2 separate regions of the Homo sapiens genome follow, and region 2 is linked to region 1. Evidence: chromatin contacts called from ENCODE Hi-C or POLR2A ChIA-PET data. All regions are on one chromosome and are shown on one strand. Each heading gives the region's core, a stretch centred on a gene start or an enhancer-like site at or near the end of the contact. The rest is flanking DNA. Distances are from core to core; before and after follow the strand shown. Region 1 overlaps DAAM1 (dishevelled associated activator of morphogenesis 1). Region 2 overlaps DAAM1 (dishevelled associated activator of morphogenesis 1).

Region 1 (7,218 bases), core at 3,312-5,811:
AGTTAATGATTGTAAATCTTCTCTAAGAAATTCTACAACTTACAGGTAAAAAAAAATTGTATGGTTTCTTCTGGAAGCTGTACGGTTTTAGTTTTAGCTTCTATGTTTGAATCTCCAGTCCCTCTCACAGACCCTACTTCTGGATAACACACAGTATTTCTTTAGTTACAAAACAGCTGGATTGTTTTTGCATTGTCTCTTCTAACTATGCATATTCATTTAGATAGGCTGCTGGGCAAGAAGGGCAATGAAAGCAAAGTTGATGGGAGAAGGAAAAAATAATGGATACAAAACAATTTGAAAATCATTCTTCAAATTACTTCAAGGTAACATTTCAGGAGATTTTTCATTTTGGTAATTAAATTCTAAAGGAAGCATTCATGAAAAATAAAGCAATTAGTATCACTGTATCTCAATAGTATCTCTTAACATGAATTTCTTAGAAAAAGTAGATCTACAGAGCCAGAAAGCGGATGATTGTCTGGGGCCTAGAGGCAAGGGCAGGGATGACTGCAAATGGGCACAAGGGGAGATGGGATGCTGGAAGTGTTATAAACTATGGCGGTGATGGTTAACAACTATAAACATTTATTAAAACTCAAACTGTACAATTACAAGAGGTGAATTCTATGACATATAAATTATCCCTCAATAAAGCTGTCAAAAAAAATCAAGCCTGCTTGTTGGAGCCCCAGGAAAACAAACAAAAAATTCTATATAGACAAAGTAGAAAAAATACAGCTTTGTATATACATAGTAAGAAAAGAAAATTCTGTTTGAACATTAGATAAACCAAGGAGTTGGCTTAAAAGAGAAACTGATTGGAAAGAAGTGTATGAAGAAGGAGGAAAGAAAACTGTGTACTCCTTTAAAGTAAGTAGCTCAATCTGGGAAATGTTACAGTTTCAGACACAGCATTCCTTTGAAATCAAAGATCACTTCCTTAAAATATTCTTATCCTTTCTTTGAAAGTTACATAAATTATATTAGTGTGTATTCCATTTAGGCCAAGCAACAGGCAATGTTTTCCCCAAGGTCCCTTTGTAATTAAGTGATATGTTAATATTAACAAGAAGTCCTTAAGAACCTTTTCAGTTTGTTTTTCCCCCTAATACTGACTCTACAGAAAAGTATAGTAGTGTCCTCTTATTCTCTGAATTCTGAATTCACTTTCTGCCATTTCAGTTACCTCTAGCCAACTGTGGTCCAAAAGTATAAATTAAGAATTCTAAAAGAATAAATTCCAGAAATAAAAAATTCCTAAGTTTAAAATTGTGTGTCATTCTGGGTATTGCAATGAAATCTCACTTAGTCCTGTGCAGGCCATGAATCACCCTTTGTCCAGCATATTCAGGCTGTATACATTCCTTGCTCATTAGTCATGAATATCTAACCATCAGCATCCTCATGGTTCCATGAGCCAGGTTCACCCGCAGCAGATGATCTTCCTCCTGACATTTCATCTCAAGGTCAATAGTAGGCTAACACTACCTCGTGATGCCTATGTCATTCACCTCACTTCATCTGATCACACAGGCATTTTATCATTTCACATCATCACCAAAAGAAGGGTGAGTACAGTAAGATATTTTAAGAGAGGAGGAGACCACATTCACATTAACATTTATTACAACCTATTGTTATAACTGTTCTATTTTATTATTAGTTATTGTTGTGAATCCCTTACTATGCCTAATTTATAAAGTTTAACATAGATATATATGTATAGGAAAAAAACATAGTATATATAGCGTTCAGTACTATCTGTGGTTTCAGGCATCCACAGGGGAGGGGAGGGTTTTAGATGGGCCATATCCCCTGCTGGTAAGGGAGGACTACTGTACCAGATCATCTGTGAGTTAACAGCCAGGTTTTTCACTATGATTACAAACAGATGTAATTACTCAAACCCCAGGAAGCACCCTAGTTGAGTATAGAATCTAAATCTTACTACATCTTAGACTTGGGTGGCCGAGCTCCTTTCATTGGTCAGAGAATTTTTTTTTCATGTTATTCTCTATGGATAGAGTTTTAAAAGTCAAAGGAAAATGATTAAGCAAGAGATAAAAGGAGAAACCTTTGCATCAAGCATCATGCCTCTCCAGAGAAAGTTTTAGTTTCTCAAAAACTAAAACCAACAGATTAAAAGGCTCTTCTTCTTGGAGATGATATTAATTATACTTTTATATATTTATATATTTTACATATTTATAATATTTTGGAGAAAAGATTTTTTTTTATTATTAAGAAGAAAGGACCTCTGAGGGAAGCCCAGCTGTGGGAACTAAAGTTCTAGGCTTCATCCGTAACAAAGTGCATTATTAAGCCCCACTTCTAAGAGATTCTGTACAAAGAAACCTTACCAATTCCACACTGTAGAATAAGCAGGCAGTTCTGTAGAGAAACCTACATAAATCAGAAAACAATTGGCATGCTACAAATCAATCGAAGGAAATGGATTCATTTGCTAGATAAAGCAAGGGAAGGAATTTTGAAATAATATACAATAAGGGTCTTGAATGAGTTGAAAGACTAACACTTTGGAAGAAAAAGCTCTTTTCAGAGATTTTAGCTAAACTGAAATATGGGATCATTTATAAAACCTCTAAAGCAATATCTAAAGCATTTATTATTTGAAAATCTACCTAATCAATAGATTTCAATGAGATAAAATACAAGTTTTTGGCTAATAAGAGAAGTCACTAAGAAATTCAGGATATCTATTTCTAATGAGTTAACTAACTCTTTACATACATACAAATATATATTTAGATAAGGTCTGAGGACATTCAAATAATGATTGAGGTGGGGGAATGGGCAGGAGGACTAAGAAAAACGAGAGAAAGAAGCTAAGACAGGCCCTTGAGGTTAGCCTGCCAATCAACTCGCTATTTGTATGTGATTGTGTTTGGGGGTTTTGTTTTTTGTTTTCTTTTGTTTTGCTTTTTAATGGTCCTTGATAAGGTACCTGTCCATCTGACTCAATGTACAGAGTTCACAGAATTACCAACCATTTTCTTACTCAGACAAGTCTAACTTTTATTTTTCAAATTAGATACCTCAGATATTTGTCCAGAATAAACAGCCCCAATTCACCTATCCTAACTCCACCCAGAAAGGGTTTCCCACAAGCCCAGCAGGCTGCAAGCCTTCAGTTCATCTCAAGGATACACTCAACATTAGCAGTGCCTTTTCTGAGTTTAACCCTCTCCTCCCACCCCACAACTCAACACTACCAGAAATAAGTTAAGCCCCTGGAGAGGCACCTAAGCAGACCTCAAGTCACATGACATGGTGATAGTACAACATCAAGGGGAAGAAGCTGTGACCTAAAGACACATGACATGGTGATAATAAGTACAACATCAAGAGGAAGAAGCTAATGGCAGATTGAAGGGTGATGCTTTGGCAGCAAATAAACAGAAAACATTTTTATAAAATGCATGGAGAAAATGTACTATTAAGCTATGATAATTCATTAAATATATAAACATCCAGCCCCATTACAGCAAATGACCATCTCATCTGGGAATCATGAATTGCCAAAGAAGCACTTAAAATTTAACTGCAATGACTCTGAGAATAATATTTTAGTATGATGGTGGTTAGAAATCTGAAAGCTAGGTAAGATTTTTGTCAGTTTCCATAGAGGTGCATTCAGTGAATTATTACCTGCTCCCAACCAGTCAGGAAAAACATAAATGGAAAACAAGAGAGAGCTTTAAGCCCTAAAAGGGATTGGTAAACACAGAGAACAAACCTTGGAGGTTTTCAGCCTGTAAAATTTCTGCCAATATTCTTAGTCATTACATGAAATACCACAATATGACTCACCACCACCTACACAGTAATATTCTCTGTGTCTGATAGACATGTTTTCATTTGATACATAAAAATAAGAAGTGAGAAACACCACAAGCAAAGGCTGACTAATAGAAATAATTTCTAGTTTCTTACTACCAATGGTTAAGTGTTTTTTACACTATTTCCTTTTTTCTCTTAATAGCAAGCAATGCAGACTATATTCAGTTGGCTAGACAAAGTCTGCAGCTAAACACATAGGCTTTTTATTCAGCTTTTTTACCGTTAAACTAGAAACTCATTAGAGTGACTTCAAGTTTTAATAGTCTGCATCACCAACAGTTTTCCGGTAATCTAAAATAAGCTTTTTTCTAAACATGTTAGAATCATCTCCAAATATCCACCCAAATTTCCAGTATTTACACCTATAATCTAGTACAACTTCAGTTGACAAGTCTTACTAGATAAATTTTTTTTTTAACTTTTAAGTTCGGGGTACACGTGCAGGTTTGTTGTATAGGTAAACTTGTATTACACGGTTTGTTGTACAGATGATTTCATCACCCAGCTATTAAACCTAGTACCCACAGTTATTTTTTCTGATCCTCTCCCTCCTCCCACCCTTCACCCTCTGACAGGCCCCATTGCCTGTTGTTCTTGAAAGAGAGAATTTCTAAGCATGTTTTCCTAATTGAATGGAAGTACTTCATCTCCGGGGATACAGCACCAGCTGTAAAGTGACAGACAAGAAAGGTACCCTAAGTCCCTGTGGGCAACCAACCATGAAGCCAAGTTCCACACATGGCCACCTCCTTCGATAGCACCAGCACTGCTCTTGCCAGCCCAGGCCCCTCCCACACCCTCAAGAGGATTGTTTGGCTGCTTGTCTGACACTTTAAAGCTTTAATTGGGTCAAAAGACAATCTAGCAGAATAAGTCTTCCCACATTGGAGCTATTTATTTCACCACGTAATATACAGTACAGAGACTTTTAAAGAGAAAGAATATTTCTTAAACATTGTCACCCTTATCCTTTTAATCTGCTAACTTTCATGCCAACCACTTTGGTGTCCCCATTGTAACTAACATTTTAATGAGAAGAAAGAGTAAAACAGGATGACAGCAGGTGGATAGGGTGCAGGCAGAGTATAAGAATCAGCCCAAACTTATCACCACTATGAGAATATTAAAATACAAACCCAACTGCTGCAGGATTCCACAGTTATTAATTCATGCATGCATGCATACATTCACTCAAATACTTATTGTGCATCTCATGTGTAATGCTTCAGTAATTAGTTATACATCCATTCACTCAAGCCACAAACATTCATTGAGCACCTACTCTGGACCAAGCACTGCCCTAGGCCCCCAGGATCCTAAGTGTGAGAAAGTCAGATATAACACCTGAGCCATTCTGCTCTCTGAAGGTGCAAAGGTGCATATATATAGTGGATTAACACAATGAGTTATTCATATGAGAAAAAACTCAAACTATCTGACTGTTGAAAAGATGGCAAAAGATTCTGACTTTTCCTTCTACATCGAAGAAAAGCCTATTTTTCCTGAAAACAATTCATATTTATGTTATATATACATAACATAAATATATATACATGTCATATATATATTCTGAGTTTTTAATTATTTGGTTTAATTTAGTTCTTAAATATTGCACTGAGTAATGAAATAAACAGCTAGCTGCTTTTGGATCTTGCCAACAAATTCATTTAAAACTGAACACAAGAAAAAATACTGCAACTTTTTCAGGAATCTGGTTTGCCAAGGAACAAAAATTCTAGCTCTTCACCCATAAGCCCGAAAATCATAACTAAAAGATATAGCTGGTCACTGAGCTCTTGTAACACGCACCAAGAACAGCTTGAAATTCCAGAGGAATTCTGGGAATTGAAGGTTGGAGTGGGGAAGATTCCAGACACAGCGAGTAAAAATATTCAAGGACTGTTCAGACCTGAAAAACACCATCCATGGTATTGAGCAATTACCTCCCAAAGGCCATGTCACATGTGTTTTCTGAGAGCAAACCATGGTGACTAGATAATTCCCAGAGCATCAAGATATATTCTTATGTACAGTTAATTGCACAAACTACCAGATCCTTCTAGCCATTACTGAAACACATTTTTAAAATTACGCTTAAAAGCTTACCTAAACCACACTACTTATAAAGATCAAATTATTCCTCCAGCCTTTTGACACCTGTATTGGCTTATATGAGGACACATAGAGAATGGGAATGTCAGTATACTATAACGACTTTGTATAATTTGTATATGGTAGTATAAGGACTAAGTTAAATAGTCAGATTTTAAATTGTAGCCAAAAGCTAAGTAGGTCCATACTATCCAGGGTCTCTTTGGGATTCATTTTAATAAAAATCATCAGGACCAAGAGGATCCATAGCCATTTTGTCAACAGCATTATTAATTCAGAGATAGTTTTATAGTATAGTATTTCTATTTAAAAACAACATTTTCATGTTTCTTTCCTCCACCTCTTCATGCTCCCTCATTTCAGTCTCCTTGATCTAATATTAAGATATAAGAAGCATCCAGAAATAAATGATAATTGAAATGGTAACAAAATATTTAATATGAAGTTGAAGTCCAAATTTAACAGCCTGTAGGAAAGGACATTTGGAATGATCTTGGTAAGATACAATATACATTCAGAATTAGAAGGAACAAAATGGTTTTATGGTCGTATCTTAAGCTTTATTGGATGTGTTTAATGAATCAGAGGATTAGAAGGAAACTTAAGAAATCATTTTGACCATCTTACTGTCTCTAAGCAGACAGGACTTCAACCAGTACAAAGAAATGTATAATGCCACTGAAATGAGAGTCTACTGCCAACCCTACTGTTTTAGGAACAAAGCAATGTTCTATTCAGAAGTACAGCAGATATCAGCAAGCAAAACCACTTATGTCAATATCAGCCTATATCATAAACCATCAGTTGTTCTCAGGGCCAAAATAACTGATCAAGTCCTGGATGTGAGATCATCTTCTGTCACCTTTAAATTGACTGTATCTTGGCAGCAGTTCACATTTACTCCATAGGAATTTTAGCACTGCACACATTTAAGCCCATATCTACATTCCAACTATTCTTTGTGATATATTGCATATCTTCACACTGTTCTGAGCATTTTCCTACAGCATCAAGTTATCAAAAAATGCTACACTGTCAAAGGAAGATCTCTCCCCCTCCCTCCCTCTCTCCTACATACATACATACATACATACATATATATGTGTGTATGTGTGTGTGTGTGTGTGTGTGTATATATATATATTTTGTTTGTTTGTTTGTTTTTTGAGACAGTCTTGCTCTGCTGCCCAGGCTGGAGTGCAGTGGCCCGACCTCGGCTCACTGCAACCTCCATCTCCCAAG
Region 2 (7,218 bases), core at 1,450-3,949, 60 kb after region 1:
CTAGCCTGCACGTGGCTAGTGAGCACATATGAGATGGCTAGTTTGACGGAGGAAATTAATCTTGAATTTTTTTCTTTTTTTGGAGATGAGATCTTCCTCTGTCACCCAGGCTGAAGTACAGTGGCCCAATCATAGTTCACTGCAGCCTCCAACTCCTGGGCCCAAGTGATGCTCCTTCCTCAGCCTCCCAAATAGCTGGGACTACATGCACATGCCAGTATACCTGATCCTTTTTTTTTTTTTTGAGACAGAGTCGCTCTGTCGCCCAGGCTGGAGTGCAGTGGCGTGCAACCTCCGCCTCCTGGGTTCAAGTGATTTTCCTGCCTCAGTCTCCCAAGTAGCTGGGACTACAGGTGCCCACCACCACGCCCGGCTAATTTTTGTTTTTGTTTTTTGGGTTTTTTTTAGTACAGACAGAGTTTCACCATATTGGCCAGGCTGGTCTCAAACTCCTGACCTTGTGATCCGCCCGCCTTGGCCTCTCAAAGTGCTGGGATTACAGGCATGAGCCACTGTGCCTGGCTCATTTTTGTACTTTTTTGTAGCGACAGGGTCTCACTATTTTGCCCAGGTTGGCCTCGAACTTCTGGCCTCAAGCAATCCTCCTTCCTCGGCCTCCCAAAGTGCTGAGATTACAGGCATGAGCCACCATGCCTAGCCCTTAACTTTAATTAATTATAATTTAAATAGCTACATATTGCTAATCAATACCATAACAGCAGCATAGACATGTTATATCTTAAAAAATCAAATGTCAAACTTTTACCAACTCTGGTTACACCACACTGATATAATCAGAAGCCCATCTACAGTGAAAATCTCAAAAGACACAAAAGGAAGATTTTCAGTAGTAAAATTGTAATGCAGACACAGTACTCAAGTTGAAGGTGGGTACATGAAGTGTTATGGTGATGGTGCTTGATAAATTCTAAATCCTTACTGCCCTTAAGAAATCAGTCACAGACACACACACAGGGAGCAGTCCTGAGGTTTGGCAGGACAAGCAGGCTGCCTCTCCAAGCCCACTGTGGTCAGCAACAAAAAAGGCCCAGATTCAGACTAGGAAGAGCCAGGTTACCCTACCTCACCCCTGCCTCCATGAAAACCAGCCCATTTCAGACAGTTTCTTTTTCTCCCAAGACCAGGTCAAACACAATGCAAGACAAACAAACGTGGATCAAATATCTGTTTTAAAAAACTAAAAACTGCTGGAAACTCCTATATTGGGGTGTTTGGGGAGGTATTGTCTCTCAACTTTCAAGCATCGCTGGGCTACAAACAAGTAAAAAAAAAAAAACTATATAGACATACACATAGTATATACTTAAAATTCAATTCTTTATAGTTCCAATTGAGGTAACTAAGCCAAACACCTTAATTACTACAGAAATCACACAAACGGTTAGTCAACAGGAAACACATCAAGTGTTACTCTAATCTTAAAGAATTCCAATACTTCATGGTGATATGAAATTGACTTTTTTTTTTTTCTTTTGAGACAGAGTCTCGCTCTCTCCCTCAGGCTGGAGTGTAGTGGTGCAATATCAGCTCACTGCAACCTCTGCCTCCCAGTTCAAGCTATTCTCCGGCCTCAGCCTCCCAAATACCTGGGATTACAGGCACATGCCACCACGAGCAACTAGTTTTTGTACTTTTAGTAGAGAAGAGCTTTCACCATGTTGGCCAGGCTGGTCTCGAACTCCTGACTTCCAGTGATTCACCTGCCTCGGCCTCCCAAAGTGCTGGTATTACAGGCATGAGCCACTGCGTCCTGCCTGAAATTGACTCTTGCAATTGATTAAAATCCTTTTTTTGCCTACTCTATGAAATACAGACAATGTGCATGAGTATAATAAACAGGCAGCTGTCCAAAAATATCACACACACACACTCAAAGTCATTTTAATAAAAGCATGATATTGACTTGACAGAAATACAGAAATAACACAGTACATTGAAAAACTGTGCCTGAGACAGGCAGCATTAATGGAGAGGAGGTCAGAATGCAGGGTCCTCTCCTCATGTGAGTAAGGCATTTTAGGGAGGGACCCTGGGAAGTCAGAGGAGGTATGGCTGGACAAGACTCAAGGAAGAGAAAATCAGCTCAAACAGGGCTGGGAGGCCCTGGGGACCTCACCTTCTAGACTCCACCTGTGTGTAGCAAACTCCACCCACAAGAAGAGTGACTGGGTCTGCAAGGTGCATGAATGGAATGGAAATCTACCCTCGCAAACAAGCCTGTCATTCATATGGTCCCGCTCAGCAAGAATAAAAATGAGAGGAACGTGAGAAAGGCTGTCCTAAGAGGCTGACCTCTCATGCTATAGTGTCATTTCAGCAGGCAAATAATCAAATTGCTTACTGTCAATATATGACCCAAAGCAATCAATTGTAGCGAGAAGGCACTTGGAGTTATCAATTTATGTAACAAAAATGACATTCCTTGGTGTTTCCTTCCTTATCTACCTCAACCCCCACCCTAGCCTACTCCCCGCGGCTGTCACACAGGGCAAAGGAGCTGGGATTTTGCCTTTGGCTGGTGTACTGGGACATTTCCAGAGCCACCGGACTTGCCTGCTTACTACTGTGGTGGATTATGAAAGGCCTTGTTATCCTGAGCTCCGACAGGGCAAATGCAAACACTTCGGCCTGGTGCAGGCCTTTAACAAGCCTGCAGCGGCTGCCGCCTGCAGAAAGCATGGTCGGTGGCAAGCTTGCCAACAGCCCAAGCCAGCTGACCAGCATCCAGCCACCACTTCTTTTCCAAACACTGACTGAACAAGCCTTGATTCAGCTCTTATGTTACACTCTGGTGAAGAACAGTGCAGAAGCACCAAGAGAATCATTTGAAAGGAACTATTCTGGGCATACACCAAGCACATGTTCCCATGGAATTGTTAATAACTCAGGGGTCCTTTATATTTGTTTGAACCTTCCATGTCTAGCTGTGGAAAAGACATATTTCTTTTTTCTCTCCAGGGACAATAAAGGCAGGAAAGTAAAACTCCTGGTAATGTCATATCCAGTCAAACAGGAAGGTTTGTAGGCTCAGGGCTGAAAGGTTTCCACAGCTACACTGAGCCAATATGAAAATAATTTATTTCACTTTCATCTGTTTCATTTCCTCCAAAATTATCATTCAGGTCCCTGACTCCCTCATCTATGAAGACAAGAGGAAACATTTTATAAACACAACAGAATACAGTGTTTAAAAAACACATGAGATATGGAGAAACCTGAACTTTCACTCATTGCTGGTGGAAATATAAAATAGTGCAGTCACTTTAGAAAACCATTTGGCATTTCCTCAAATTGTTAAACACCAAGTCTCTATATGACCCAGCAACTCCATACTTAGGTATTTACTCAAGAGAAGTGAAAACGCATGTTCGCACAAATACTTAAACACAAATGTTGACGGCAGCATTATTCATGATAGCTGAAGAGTAGAAACAACCCAAATGTCCATGAATAAAAAAAAATGTGGTATATCTATAAAACAGAATATTATTTTGCAATAAAAAAGAATGAAGTACCAATACATGCCATGACATGGATGAACCTTTGGAAAACATTAAACTAGATGAGAGACGTCAATCAAAAAAGACCACATATTACATGACTTCATTTATATTAAATGTCCAGAACTGGTTGATCCATACAGACAGAAAGCAGATTAGTAGTTGTCTGGGTCAGGGTTGAGGTCGATCTGTCAAACTACATGGGAAGAAACGAAGTTGAAACTATTGCCTAAAGTGAGACATCTGGCTTTTCCACAGTTAACAGAAAAGTATCTCTTCAAATAGGATGACCTTCCTGAGGAGAGCAAGGAAGAAAGAAGCACGTCAGGGGTCTGTGGTAGCAGCCAGGCCTGCCTTGCACCTGCCAACTTGGAAGAATCTAAATGCAAAACATTTAACATCCCTCATAGTGATCCACATGAACTTAAACCAACGTATACAAGAAAGACAAAGAGGTTTCTCATGCCAGGCACAGAACTTAGGTCTACACAGCACCCTTTGCAAACTGTCACCAGACACCTGCTCCAGTTATCTTGAATCAGCTACAGCCCCAATCTTCCAAAGTAAACTGAAGCAAAGATCCTCGGAATCACAGTGAACTTCAAAGGGAAATTTAGCTTTGTGCTAACGCCTCAGATGAAAAAAGGCAGGCCAAATCAAACCAGGTACGTTAAGTGTGATATCTGCCTGATATCTTGGTAGCAAGTTGATTTAATAATGGAAATAGGTGACCACTGCTGAGAAACAAGCTCTGAGGTTGCCCTTTGATAGATGGTGAAATCCAGGAAAGATGGCAGATTCTGCTTGCCCAATGCTTAAAATCAGGACAAGGCAAAGTATGTCACAAACACAACAGGGAAGGGGTCCAGCTCTGGGAGAAAAATAAACTGTCTTCCGACTGCAGCATCAGCTCTTCTGTGTTTTAAAATAAAATTTATAAAAGTAAGCTTCACCTTCCCTCCACCCACCGTAAATAGTGAGAGAAGGCCACACATAGGCAAGACAAGCATTTACATATACGTATACCCTGCAACCCTTTATTTAAGGGCTGAAACAGATTTGAGTCCCCTGGTATTACAATGTAAACAATTTTTCTTTCCATATAAGTATGTGCTGCACTCACAGCTGGTGGTGGTGTCAGTTTACATCCTCCTTTAGTTTTAGGAATAGCAGTGGGTAGAGGGATAGTGGCCTGCAAGTCAGACAATCAGAGTCCTCAACCTGGCTTCAACATTAACTAACAGGATAACCCCAAAATACTCTGGGCATTGCATTTAATCATGTGTGAAACAAGGTGGGATTATCAGTGGTTTTCTCTTTCCTTTTTTTTTTTTTTTTTTTTTTGGTAAGCTGTGAAATCATTTATACAAATGAAATCTCATGGAGAATCTCAATATATATAAGAGCTTAAAGCAGACAGGCTGCTTAAAGCTGGAAGGGATACGGGGGAAGGGAGGGGTCTCCCTTGAGGCATCTTCTGGAATCCTGGGACTCCACGGCACATAATATGAAAACCACTGACAAGTTCCCCTGAATACAAAAAGTCAATTCCACTTTTAGTAAAATACGTCTTTAGAACTTTAACTGAAACCACAGAAGACAAAATGGAAAGACTAACGATTTCTAATCCCTACTCCTGGGGAGGGGGTGGTGTGTGGAATGGGGGGCAGGGGCAGAAGTATTACAAGGGGTCCTTCATTCATAAGCATGTGAATGTCTGATACATATACACATGCCTATTTTTCCAATGAATTTATATGCTGCGATTGATAAAAGTAAAATTCATTTAAAGTGTTAAAGAAATTCAAGGTCATGTGAGAATCTGATTCTTTTTTATTAAAAAGGAACATTCTAAAAGATTGGGAGCCACTGCGACAGAGAAATAAACAATATTCCATCTGAAATAAATGATGTAAATTGATCTCTTAAAAATACTAACAATGGCCTTTAAAAAAAAATTTAAAGATTCTACTACCTACACTGACAAACTAGTTAGATCCCTTGTTTACTAGCTGTGGCTATTAGAATGCTGCTTGGGCAGGATTATGAGGCATGTCCAAGCTGGGTAGGAAAGAATGTCACCTTTGATAAGCATTGTCTAGCATGGCAGTGGAAGGAATAGGAAGTGGGGGAAGAACATGTCTCCTGTATTGGTACTCCAAGCTACGCCAGACAATCATCTTTATCAGGCAATCATCTAAGATATGACAATTAGCAGAGACCTGTGTTCTAACTTGACTCGGACATTATGCTAAAACACTGGAGAGTTTTCAACAGCATAAGCCATAATATGTGCTTCAAAACTTTGACTTAATTACTTATATTTGTTCACCTTGTGACAACTGATAGTATAAGAAATTCTCATTTAATACTATTTAAAAAAACAAACAAACAAGTCTGACTTCAAAAAAGTTTATAACTCCCGACCAGATGACTATACTAAATGAATTATGGCATTATTATGATCACATACTTTGTCATATATTTTTAAGCCTAAATAGTAGAAACATGAGAACCTCAGTAAATGCAAGCCAATAGCAGCTACCAGTCATGGTAAAAATTAATGATGTTTTATCTTAGAAACTATGTATCAAAGTTTTATCCATTTAGAATCAGCCCCATTAAAAAATGAAACCTACATAAAGAAAGTTACAAAATGTGAATCTAGCAATCACATATTTCACTTAAAATAAGAATTAAGGAGGAATGGCTAAATCAGAAAATAAAAGGAGTGTTTTATATTTCTTAAAATTTATCTTTCAGAAGTTCATAAAATAATATGGAACTCATCATTAATGAGAAAAATATGTTTGAATATTTTTAGTCCACAACTTTACTAGTCATAGCAGGGGAGAGGCTGTTTAAAATCATTATTCTGTGTTATATTAAAGATTGTTCACAAGATTTTTTTCAGTGCAAATTCAAGAAATATAGAAAATTAAGATAAAACATCTCATAATCCATTTTACACTGGAGGTGTTATTTATTCATAGAATGTGAGTGAAGTGTCTGATTATTTTACTCAGAAAGGCAACTGACACTCTTGGAAATTCTGTTCCTTCGGTCAATTGTGTAGAGTCCAATCATCTGGCATTTGAATGATGCAAGAAATTAACAAATCAACTGGGGAGAAATATTCATTTTTGCAAGCTAGGAAGACAATGAGTTGATGTTTTGGGAGAAGACAAATGTGACTTCCTCCTCTGCAGCAGCAGCCTTCCTCCAGAGAATCCTCTTGTAACAACTATTACACCACTGGGTCAAACGTGTCCCCCAAACAAATGCACAGGGACCTACCCACCAACACCTGCCCTAGAAGAGAGTGCCACAGGATGTATGTGCATGCATGTGTTTTCTTAAATACAGATGGAGCACTTTAAAATAGAGTCCCAGAAAATAAAATCTGAACAGAACCATAATACTCAGTATGTCTTCTCTAAAGTGTGCTGGGAAACACTTCATTATATTCTGTTACTGGGATTATTACAATCATCTAAAATTTTAAACATGAAGCTCTCTGTGCTTGGAAGAAGATTTATTTCTCTGTTTAAATTACCTAAAGCAAACCTAAAGTGCTTTACCAAACCTAAAGCATTTAAAAGAAAAACCATTTCTCCTACAATATTGGTTTATGATATATTGACAAAAAGGCAATTGGACCGTAAGTACAGCATTTTGTAAAATTTAGGTGCTGTAC

The links. Hi-C counts contacts between places; a loop is a spot of excess contacts on that map. ChIA-PET counts read pairs that join two places held with the same protein, here RNA polymerase II (POLR2A). Pooled maps may share reads with other maps.
Region 2: a loop to region 1 is called in a map of GM12878, with 4 times the contacts of the local background. The contact joins two enhancer-like sites. A Hi-C loop is called at or near these places in 3 of 168 maps with a recorded cell type or tissue (GM12878 and ovary), 16 of 37 single-sample maps with no recorded cell type and 9 of 50 pooled maps. POLR2A ChIA-PET finds 5 or more read pairs at or near these places in 6 of 52 experiments (AG04450, HepG2, OCI-LY7 and 3 more).

Annotation. Positions count from the first base shown.
Region 1 is chr14:59,272,499-59,279,716 of GRCh38, reverse strand. All of the region lies in intron 2 of DAAM1 (dishevelled associated activator of morphogenesis 1), which reads right to left. Among named protein-coding and RNA genes, the nearest start is that of DAAM1, 87 kb to the right of the region's middle. Within about 2 kb of position 4,561, at least 14 of the 41 ENCODE cell types and tissues checked have a DNase peak (open chromatin) inside an H3K27ac peak, as active enhancers do.
Region 2 is chr14:59,210,997-59,218,214 of GRCh38, reverse strand. The region is part of intron 1 of DAAM1 (dishevelled associated activator of morphogenesis 1); the gene reads right to left. Among named protein-coding and RNA genes, the nearest start is that of DAAM1, 26 kb to the right of the region's middle. Within about 2 kb of position 2,699, at least 17 of the 41 ENCODE cell types and tissues checked have a DNase peak (open chromatin) inside an H3K27ac peak, as active enhancers do.